2 separate regions of the Homo sapiens genome follow, and region 1 is linked to region 2. A link is a loop called in an ENCODE intact Hi-C map of the cell type or tissue named here. Cell type or tissue: IMR-90. All regions are shown on one strand. Links, peaks and the distances in the headings refer to the core of each region. The heading gives the core; the rest is flanking DNA.

The links. Peaks named below come from ENCODE experiments on the same cell type or tissue, not always from the same donor. Only the 100,000 strongest peaks of a DNase experiment are listed, where the experiment ranks them.
Region 1: it touches region 2 in a loop (5-fold over the local background); 11 of 110 quality-filtered maps call a loop at or near these places.

What each region holds. Positions count from the first base shown.
Region 1 is chr12:124,495,330-124,500,694 of GRCh38, forward strand. NCOR2 (nuclear receptor corepressor 2) reads right to left here. Exons shown (of 49, transcript NM_006312.6): 3 at 1-39. Among named protein-coding and RNA genes, the nearest start is that of NCOR2, 70 kb to the right of the region's middle. RefSeq lists enhancers at 1-620, 621-1,579, 1,234-1,363. In IMR-90, for the core only: a CTCF peak has its summit at 2,565; DNase peaks (open chromatin) are centred at 1,952, 2,492, 3,302 and 3,742; H3K27ac peaks cover 1,870 bases.
Region 2 is chr12:124,764,620-124,769,984 of GRCh38, forward strand. No RefSeq gene overlaps it. Among named protein-coding and RNA genes, the nearest start is that of SCARB1, 97 kb to the right of the region's middle. In IMR-90, for the core only: a CTCF peak has its summit at 2,547 (motif pointing left); DNase peaks (open chromatin) are centred at 472, 4,352 and 4,692; H3K27ac peaks cover 3,254 bases.

The DNA.
Region 1 (5,365 bases), core at 82-5,081, 270 kb before region 2:
TCCTCGTCATCAGCTCACGGGCCACCCCGTCACTGGCACCTGCGGGAAAACAAGAAAAGAAAAACAAGATCAGCCACGGGGCAGCTGGCTCCTCCGTGCACAGGTCCCCGAGTCGTTCCTGTGGTCCCGTGAGGACACGCGAGCACCCAGGGGCCTGCCTGGACCCTCCTCCATCCACTGCCACACTCACCTGTTCTCCGGGAGCACAAGGAGACAGGCATGGCATTCAAGGTCCCTCCGAGCCATGCAAGCCACGCAAGGGACCAGAGGCCTCCTCCCCACCCAGGCCTTCACCCGGCAGGCACAGGGACTCTGCGCTGCCCTCACCACCACCCAGATGGCTCCCAGCCCCCCTAAGCCCATCCAACTTCACTCCATGGCCCCCGGGTTTCTAAGTCACAGGGCAGAATTCCCAGAAAGCACCTGTCCCAGGAGGGGCGGCCGGCAGCAGGGACATCACACACCGCTGTCCCGGGCAGCAGGGACCAGGGCCAGCTCAGGCGGGCCACGGGCCACAGGCCACAGCATGACCTGGGCAAGGCTATGACCCTGTGCAGGAGGCTGACACCATGACATGGGACAGGACTGATATGAGGTTAGCCAGATGCAAACTAGGAGGTGGGATTAGGACATGGAGGGCTACACCAGGAAGAGCCAAGGGCAGAATGACAGCCAGTCGGGCCCTGCAGCCTAGGGATAGGTACCCCAAACGGCTCCTGGGGCAGATACTGGAGCCTTCCACGGGAGAGGATCTACTCGTGGCCACGCCAGAGGAATAACACGAAGCGGGCTAGCAGCTTTACAGATGGAAAAACAGCCCCACAGAGAAGACACGGCCCAGCAAGGGAGCCACGGGGACCCCTACTCCGAAGCTGCCTTTGCCAGGAAACCCCTAAGCACCCCCCACCCCCAACAAGGCTTCTCCCCTTCCTCCGCCAGCCACAGCTCCACGCCACCTGCTGGGCTTACAACAGGGTCCCATCCCAGACCAAGGCCCCCTCCACACTCTCCCTGAACCAGTCCCTCAGAAAAGGTGTGTCCATCAGGTCCTGCCTCATGCAAAGCCCTCTCCAGCACCCCCACAATTGCACACACCCCCCAGAGCTGAGGGAAATGCACCCTGGCACCGGGACCCAGCGCCTGGATGTGGGCCTCCAGTGGCGGAGGACTGAGGCTGCACCACACGAGGTCAGGGGTCAGGAGGGGAAACAGAGCATACCCAGCCCTGCAATTTCATCAGAACACCCCCTCCCCCAACCTGAAGAGGGTAACCGTCCTTCTCCAAGCAGGAAAGCCCTTGGAGGCCTAATGTGGAGGGGCATTGGGAGGAAGGTTAAGGTTGGGGGCCCTGACTGCCTCCCAGGCCCCACCTCATCTCTCATTAGTGTAGACTTGACCCTCCCTCCCTCCCCAGGTGCCAGGGATGGTCATGTGACCCGGTCCTGGCCAATCAGAGTCCTGCATGCTTCTGGGCCAGTGACTGTCTCAAGGATGAGCCTGTGACCCAATAGGAGTCAATGAGAATCTGCCTTGAGACTTTTGCTGCTGGAACCAGGAGAAAGGTGCTCTCTGCTGGGGATCTAAGCTGGGAATGAAAGCCTGGAGCTCTGGGGGCCACCATGCAGCAGGAGCCTGCCTGAGACCCACGCCCACCGGCAGGAAGGCAGGGCGAAAGGGCGGTAAGAGCAGGTTGTGTCCGATGGTGGCTGGAGGCAGGTCGAAGCCTGCTCACTTCATTAGGGGAGCCAGGGCACTCCTTCTGCACGTTTTGTCTTTGGCAGCCCAAGCTGGGTTTCTGTCACATGCCACCAAGAATTCGGGCTCACACAGGGAAAGAAGGAGTCACAGAGGAGGCCACCCCTTCAACTGGCTGCTGTCCATCCTTCAAACACAGAAAAGCCAAGGAATTCCGGAGCCAAGACTGACACATCTACCACCACCTCGGTCCTGCCTGCGTGGGCTTTCCCAGCCCCGAGACAGGATGTATGGCGCAATTCCCGTGAACATGGGAACACGTCCCGCTCCACCATCGCTAAGCTGCGTGGCCTTGGGCAAGTCACTTGCCCTCTCTGAACCTCCAAACACACAGTGTTCCCTAAACATCAGACATTCATGTGCCACCCCCGCGTAGGGACTTTTTTATAGAGATTACCCAGGCGACAGCCGTCTAGCCCCGGGCCTGTCACTTTCATTCAGTTAGGCATAACTTTACATACAAGAGAAGCTTATTATCAGCATAGGTATACAGAAACCCAGTACTATGTGGAATAAATAGGAAGGCATCGGAATCACAAACGCACTCCCACACACATGAAGACGTCTGTGCATATTCCGACTGCCTAAGTCCTCCTGCAAGGACCCCAGGAAAGGCCGGGTGGCGGACAGCAGGCACTCAGCAGCTCCCAGCACACAGTAAATGCTCAGCAAACCAGAATGCCTAATACTGCTGTCACCAGGACTGTCAATGATGCAGCTGCAGCCCAGTCACCAGTGACGCTATGATGGGGAGGCAAGGCACAGCTAGCCCTGCCCGGCCCCAAGAGCAATGAGACATCCGTTCTGCAGCCAGAAACAAGAGTCTGGCCCTGGGAGAGAGAACAGCTGTGGCCACCAGGACCCAGCCCTGTTCTAAAATTCTTCCTGCTAGAGCTCGGCTCAAAGTCTGCAGACCCTGGTCATCTCATGCAGCAAAGCAAATTCTATTCCCTTCTCTCTAGGTGCTAAACAGTTCCCGGTCTCTCGGAGGAGATAAGGCCGTCACTTCTGCAGGGTGCTGTTCCCGAGGTCTGCCCCTCTTTCAAGGGCACCACGGGCAACTTCCAAATTGCTATTGGATTTTGAGTTGCACAAGGTGGCCGAGAGGTCTCATTTACCCACAGCTTTTCTTTCCTCCTTTGCCCAGTGAGATGCTGCCTGGGGGTGACAGGCCCCTGGCACACGCTTACCATGGTGCACACGGGCACCAGAGACCAGGGAGGGTGACACCGTCCTAAAGTGCCCCGCAGCTGGCTGGCTGGCTTTCCACTGCCTGGGATTTACACAGTGCCCACCCCGGAGCATGGGGCTGGAACCTCGGCCCCTCACCTACCAAGGGGTTCCCCCACCAGCCCCCCACCCAGCGCCTCACATGCCGGTGGGGCCTGAACAGGGAACAACTCCAGTAACCTCGTGCCACCCTCACTCACCACGAGCTTAGGAAACCCAGTTTCCAACCCCTCCCGACCTGAGCCACGTTTCCTGCCAACTCGAAAAAAAACAAATGTTAGGGAAACGGTTTGGCGGTTCCTCAAAAATTTAAACATAGAATAACCATATGACCCACCAATTCCATTCCCAGGCATCCACCCAAAAGAACTGGAAACAGGGACTCAAACAAAACACGGTATGCATGTTCATGGCAACAGAATTTACAGCAGCCAAAAGGCAGACCCAGCAAAAATTCCAGTCCATCCCTACGATGGAGTATTACTCAGCCATAAAGAGGAACGAAGGACGGCTGTGTCCTACACCACACATAACCAGAAAATGTCATGCTGAACCAAAGAGGCCAGACACAAAAGGCCACGAACTGCCTGACTCCACGGATATGAAATGTCCAGAACAGGCACATCCACGAGGCAGAAAGGAGACTGGTGGCTACCAGGAGGGCAGGGTGAGGCAGGAATGAGGCCTGCTAATGGTTACAGGGTTTTACAGGGCAGTGATGCAAAGGTTTTGAAACTTGATAGAGGAGGCGGGTGTGCAGCACTGCGAATAGGGAAAAAAATAAGCTTTGACTTTTCATCAGCAGGTTTGGAAGTGAATGCCAAAAAAAATGATGACATCATTTCCTCAAAGATGGGGGCAGGAGAGGACGAGGGAGCCCCTCCAGGGTCTCCAGGATCTGGTCCTGGCCAAAGGAGGTTCTGAGGATGGATCCGGGCTGGAGGGGGAATTCAGACACAAACGCCCCATGTCGCCGCTGCGTCTGGCTGCGGTGGGGTCAGAAAGGGTGGGCGGCATTCATTTATTTACATACACACTGTGGTCCCTGCTGAGCCCCGGGCTAGTGCTGGGGACTTCTTGTGAACCCAGCGGGGTCCAGGCCCTGGAGGGTCTCAGGCCAGGGGCTCTGCCCAGCCCTGGGGAGAGCCAGGAGATACGAGGAAGAAGAACTTCCAGAGGGTGAAGGCGAGGGGATGGAGAGTGCTCCAGCTGGAGGCGCCGCTGAGCAAGAGCAGGGAGGTGAGCGCCAGCTGGTGGGGGGTGAGCGCAGGCTTGGGGGTGAGCCCCCGCCAGGCGGTGAGCACAGGCCCAGGGGTGAGCGAGGGCCTGGGGGTGAGCACAGGTGCCGTTTATGTTTGAGAAATTCATTGAGTGAATATGGGGGGAAGTGGGGACAGAGTCATTCAGGGCCCCATGGGCCCGGGTAAGGATGGATTTTGTTCTCAGGGCAGTGGGGAGCCACAGAAGGTGGTTGCGGGGGAGAGTAAAGGGTCAGTGTTTTACGAGCAGGCACTGGGGACAGCAAGAGTGGATCAGGGAGACCTGGGGAGGCTCCTGCAAATGTCCAAGAGAGGGGACACTGGGGGATCAGGGCAACAGCGACAGAGAAGGGGAAATGGGCAGGTGGATGAAAGTCAGGAGGGAGGCTGACTCTGCAGGCCGAGGAAACAGCTCGCTGCAGGAGTCCCGCTGCACAGGCCCGCTGCGAGGACCCTGTGCCTGTGGCATACCGAGAGGTGCCTGGGGAACAGCAGGTGCTCAGCCATGCAGAGTCAGGAGGGTCAGGCCTCCGAGGAGAACAAGACGGTGCCTGGGTGAGGTCAAGGGACTTGTAGATCTCAGGTGGCCGGGATACCCAACGGGGACACCAAGGGCCCAAGCAGGCCTCTGCACATCCAAGCCACCAACCACAGCCCCAGGGCCCCTGCTGGCCCCTGAACCAGCTGGAGGAGGGCTGCAGATCCCACGCAGGCAGGTGGAGGGGCTCCCCATGCACGGCTGCAGGGGTCTGTCCCTGGGCCATGCCTGCCAGGAGGTAGCAAACACACAAGTGCCCCCCGCCCCCACTGCACTCTGCCAGGCAGCAGCAGAAGCCAAGTGGGCCACATTCCCTGTTCCCGGCCACTGCGGGCTTTGGTAAGGTTTCCAAATCCACAGCGGAAAGCTCAGGCCGTGAGCTCTGACTGGCTGTCCGCCTTGCCTCCTGCTGGACCCAGAGCCCCTTCTGGTGCCTGGCACACAGTAGGTGCACACTGAATGACTCTGCCCAGCGGAGGTGCATGCCAGCAACGCAGTGATGCCAGAAACCACCACACCTGTGTCCTCTTCCCACCTGGCCGGGCAGAGGCGCCTTTCCGGGAGGCCCTGGAAGCTTCCATGG
Region 2 (5,365 bases), core at 146-5,145:
AACTGGGTCGTGGATGTTAGGGTTTGTTCCAAGAGTGCTTTATGACACATTTGAAAATCTTCCCAAACTATTTTCAACTGAAAGTGCATAAAATGTTTTTCTTAATGATCCTCATGAGAATCTGAAATTGATGGGGCAGGAATTAGAATTCCTGTTGGACAGAAGTGGACACAGGCACAGAGGGGTCAAAGTGACTTGCCTGAGGGACACAGTGAATCCAATCTTCTTCAGCACACAGCTCTAGCTTCCAAACCCTGCCATCTGCCTAATCTCCAAGGCTGACATCATGAAGGAAACTATGTCCTTCCCTCAAACAGCTGTTACTGCCACAGACAGAGAGACCACAGGGCCAAGCACACCACAGTGCATGACCAGAGATGCCAGTGTTTAATCTCAGAGTCCCTGTTCCCTGAAATGGAAGAAATTCCTGTGGCCCAGAAAAGAACAGATGAGGCTGGTCATAGAAGCAGAGGGAAAATCCCAGAGACCAGAAGGGTGTTGCACAGTTCTGAGAAACCACTGCAGGCCCAACCACAAGCCTCAGGCTTAATACCTTCCATGCCAAGTTGTTCCAGTCCATCTGCAGAGATGTTTTCCCAGGGGAGTGGAAGTCCCATTTTGCAATGGAAGCTGAGGAGGTAAGTGAGATCTGGTTTGCAGAAACATGTGCATCATGGCCAATGTTGCTCAAACATCTGTTCCTGAAAGGGGGAAGAAAAAAAAAAGCTCCCTCTTAAAAGCCTCCCTCTGCCTCAGTCGAGGACTTCTAAATGCTATGAAGTTTGCTAGGGCTAAGGCTTCATGGCAAACGTGTTGTGAAATCTGGAAACACTCATGACTCCAGAGATATTTGGCCTTTATGCTCAGACCCTCCATCCAGCCTAGCTCCCAAGACTTCAGAGAGGAAAGTCAGAGAAACAGCCCCCACCAGGGCAGTGCACCTTATTCTTCCCTCAGCCAAACCTCCAGGCTTCTCCCTCCCAGTTCTCCTGCCCTCTCTTTCCTGTTTTGTTGTGGGTTTCGGAGATCCAAGCACTATTTTTAGACATGTTTATTCTTACTCCTCTTCTTCCCCTCCCATTCTTGACCTCTCTGGAATGAGCCTGGATGCTCCCCTGCCAGGGGCTTTTCTGGAGTGATTGGACACATGCTTGGTATGCGGGGGGCCTCTTTCTAGATGGAGCTGGGACTGGATTTGGGGGAAATGAGCCTTGCAACCTCCTTTCCTCTCCCAGGCTCCTCAGAAGCTCTAGAGCCAGGACCTGTGTGCATTCATTGCCTTTGCCTGGAAATTATGTTTCTTGAAGCTGGGTTCCCAAGTTGAGTTTCACTTGGGATAAGGGATAAGATAAAGTGGGATGCCTCAGCCAGCACCCACAGCAAGCTCTGGTTCCCAGTCAATGAGGAGGTATGCAGAGTAGCTGATAAGCATGTATGCCCCCCAACCAGTGGCCAATATTCATATCCAGACTCCGATCCTTTCCAGCCATAAGACCTTGGACAATGACCTCGCCTCTCTGTGCCTCAGTTTCCTCATCTGTAAAATGAAGATGATGATGATAACAGCACTCGCCTGGGTTATGATGAAAACTAAGTGAGCATATGCCAAGGGTTTAAAATAGTGCACGGCACTCAGAAAGATTCAATGAATGCTAGCAACAGTCTGTTCCAGGAGAGCAAGCCAGGATGCCAGAGCTGAGCTTGCCTGACTGGGCTGGGAGTGGCCGGCATTGAGATTTTCTTTTTTTTTCTTTTCTTTTCTTTTTTTTGAGACAGAGTCTCACTCTGTCGCACAGGCTGGAGTGCAGTGGCACAATCTCAGCTCACTGCAACCTCCACCTCCCGGGTTCCAGTGATTCTCCTGCCTCAGCCTACCCAGTATCTGGGATTACAGGTGCTCACCACCATGCCCAGCTAATTTTTGTATTTTTAGTAGAGACAAGGTTTCACCATGTTGGCCAGGCTGGTCTTGAACCCCTGGCCTCAGGTGATCTGCCCACCCCGGCCTCCCAAAGTGCCGGGATTAGGGGTGTGAGCCACCGCGCCTGGCCCAGTGTTGAGATTTTATATCTTCTGGGCATCTGAGGTTTGGATCAGGATTGCCCATCCCTGGGAGACCACAGCCAGCCATTTGGCCTGGACTCTGAGTTCACAAAAACACCACAAATCAGATTTTGGAGAAGATCTTGAATGTACTGTCCTAGAGCCCCACACCACCAAGATTAAAAGAACTGTGATAATTTCCCCTTTCTAAATCCTGCCCTCTCTGGACATGGTTCATTAAGAATTTTGCAAGCCTTGTAACTTCACAAAAATATATTGCATGACTATTTCATGTATGGAAGCTGTTAAATTTTTACATGTAAACATACAAGAGAACATAGTTCTTGCAGCCTTAGTTCATCAGTTTTTCATTTTTTATCTTTGCTATGTCCAGAGCCTCAAACAACAGACGTTTCCCAGCCCCTGGGACCGCCAGAGAGACCCGGGCTGCTGGGGCCTCCCTGAATCTGGGGCCGCCCTGAAGGCTGGACCCACAGCGCCCCCTGGCGGCCACAATCCGCACGTGCAGCCTCTGGCAGGCCCTGGGCAGGTCTGCAGAACTCCCCTCCCGCAACCACATCCCCAGCCTCGCTACACCCCAGATCATTTATTCATTAACTCAGCAAAGACTGATTTGCATGCATGCCCATGGACCACGAACCCCACAGAACTCGGTGCCTGCCTTCAGCAGCGTAAAGTCTAAAGAGGGAGACAGCGCGACCAATTGCTCACACACACAAAAAAGATCCACCTTGCAAATATAGCCTCACCCCTCAGCCTCCGTCTTCCCATCTGTGAAATGGTCCCCTCAAGTCTCCCTGCTGTACAGGTCACTGGATAGCTCCATGAAACATGTGCTCCCCTGAGCATCAAAAGGGGCTGCTGTTATTTGTGCTGTTGCTACGTTGGGATTCCTGGTGGTGCTTTCTCTCTCTGGCCTCTCACATTCCAGATGCCCTGGGGGTGGGTGGACCGGGATAGGGGATGAATCCGGTGTGGGTGACACAACAACCTCAGTGTCCTGACTCCTCCCTCTGCAGCCCCCACAGGGAGTTCACAGCCATTCAATCCATGCTGAGCTAAGCCCGGGTCTGCACTGGGGGATCGGGGCCCTACTTGCTCCCAGCCCCACCTTCCTGCCTCCCTCCTCAGTTAGTGGCACCTCCCTCTGGCTCACACTTGTAATCTCAGCACTTTGGGAGGCAGAGGTGGGCCGATCGCTTGAGGCCAGGAGTTCGAGACCACCCTGGGCAACATAGTGTGACTCTCTTTCTAAAATAATAATAATAATAATAATAATAATAATAATAATAATTTAAAAATTAGCCAGGTGTCCTGGCATGTGCCTGTAGACCCAGCTACTCGGGAGGCTGAGGCAGGAGGATTACTTGAGCCCAGGAGGTCGAGGCTGCAGTGAGCTATGATCGCACGACTGCACTCAAGCCTGGGTGACAGAGACCCTGTCTCAAAAACAAATGAAAATGGCCTGGCGCGGTGGCTCATGCCTGTAATCCCAACACTTTGAGAGGCCGAGGCAGGCAGATCACAAGGTCAGGAGTTCGAGACCAGCCTGGCCAACATGGTGAAATCCCGTCTCTACTAAAAATACAAAAATCAGCCATGCATGATGGCGGGCGCCTGTGATCCCAGCTACTTGTGAGGCTGAGACAGGAGAATCGCTTGAACCCAGGAGGTGGAAGTTGCAGTAAGTAGAGATTGCACCACTGCACTCCAGCCTGGGCGACAGAGCGAGACTCTGTCTCAAAAAAGAAAACAAACAACAAACAAGCAAACAAAAACAAATGAAAACTAACAAACAAAAAGCAGCCCCTCCCTCCCCCTGGCCGTCAGGCTCAGACACTTGAGAGTCTCACTGGACGCGTCCTCACCCCTCCCTTCCCACATCCAGTTTAGCACCATGTTCTATGAGCTCCAGCCCCTAAAAATACACCCCGCATCTGTCCCTTCTTCATCCACTGCTCCGCCCTGGCCCAGGCCACCACCACCACCACCACCACCATCTGTCACCAGGAGGAGGGCCACTGCCTCCAGCCAGACCTCCAGCATCCACGCCTGCCCCCGCAGCCTCTCCCACAGCAGAAACAGCAAACGCAGCCCTCCCTGATGGAAAAATCTCCAGTGGTTTCCCACTGTACTTAAAATCCTAACTGCGAGGCCCCCCAGCTCTCCACCTCCATCTCCCTCCAACCCCCTCCCACTGTGATCGTGTAAAATATTTATTTGGTCTTCTGCCTTAAAATCCTTGGAATCTCCAAAGTGTTTAGTTTGCCAATGACTCACTGGTGGCCAGCAGCCCCTAGGCAGCTTCAGGATGGGGACTGGTCTCAGGAAAAACCAAGTCAGCGCTACAGGACTGGGACTTTCAGCCCAGTCCCCAACCTCCAGCAGTGAGGGGAGAGAGGCTGAAGGTCAAACTGATCACCAATGGCCTGTGGTTTAATCAATCATGCCCATGTATACAAAAACCATATACATATAGAGAAAGAATGAATAAGACCTACTATTTGATCCCACAACAGGGTGACTATAGTCAAGAATAACTTGATTGTATATTTTTAAATAACTGAAGGAGTGTAACTGGATTGTTTGTAACACAAAGGCTAAATGCTTGAAGGGGTGGATACGCCCTTCCCATGATGTGATTACGTCACATTGCATGCCTGTGTCAACACATCTCATGCACCCCACAACTGTATACACTTACTATGAACCTACAAAAATTAAACATTTAAAAATTTAAAATGATATAATTTTAAAAATTACGCCCACCTAATGAAGCCTCCATAAAAACTCAAGAGGACAGAGTTTTTGAGCATGGGAAGGCTCCTGGAGGGTGGTGTCCTGGAGAGCATGGCAGCTCCATGCCCCTTCCCCATGCCCTTTCCCCGTGCCCCTCCCCCATGCCTCTCCCTAGCATCTCTTCATCTGTATCCTTCTAACATCCTTTATAATAAATAAGCTCAGTGCTTCCCTGAGCCCTGTGAGCCGTTCTAACAAATTAATTGAACCCAAAGACAGGGTCGTGGGAACCCCAATTCACAGCTGGTCTGTGAGAAGCACAGGTGACACATCCCAGGGCTTGAGAGGGGCATCGGGAGTAAGGGGCCGCCCTGGGGTCTGAACCCTCGACCTGTGGGGTCTGACACTGCCTCCAGGTAGACAGCGGCAGAATTGAGTTGAATCAGAGGGCCCCCAGCTGGCATCCGCTGCAGAATTAGGTGTTCATTTGATCTGCTGTGGGGGGAGCCCCCCATATTTGGTCACAGAAGTCTTCTGTGTTGATTGTTGTGGGGTGAACAGA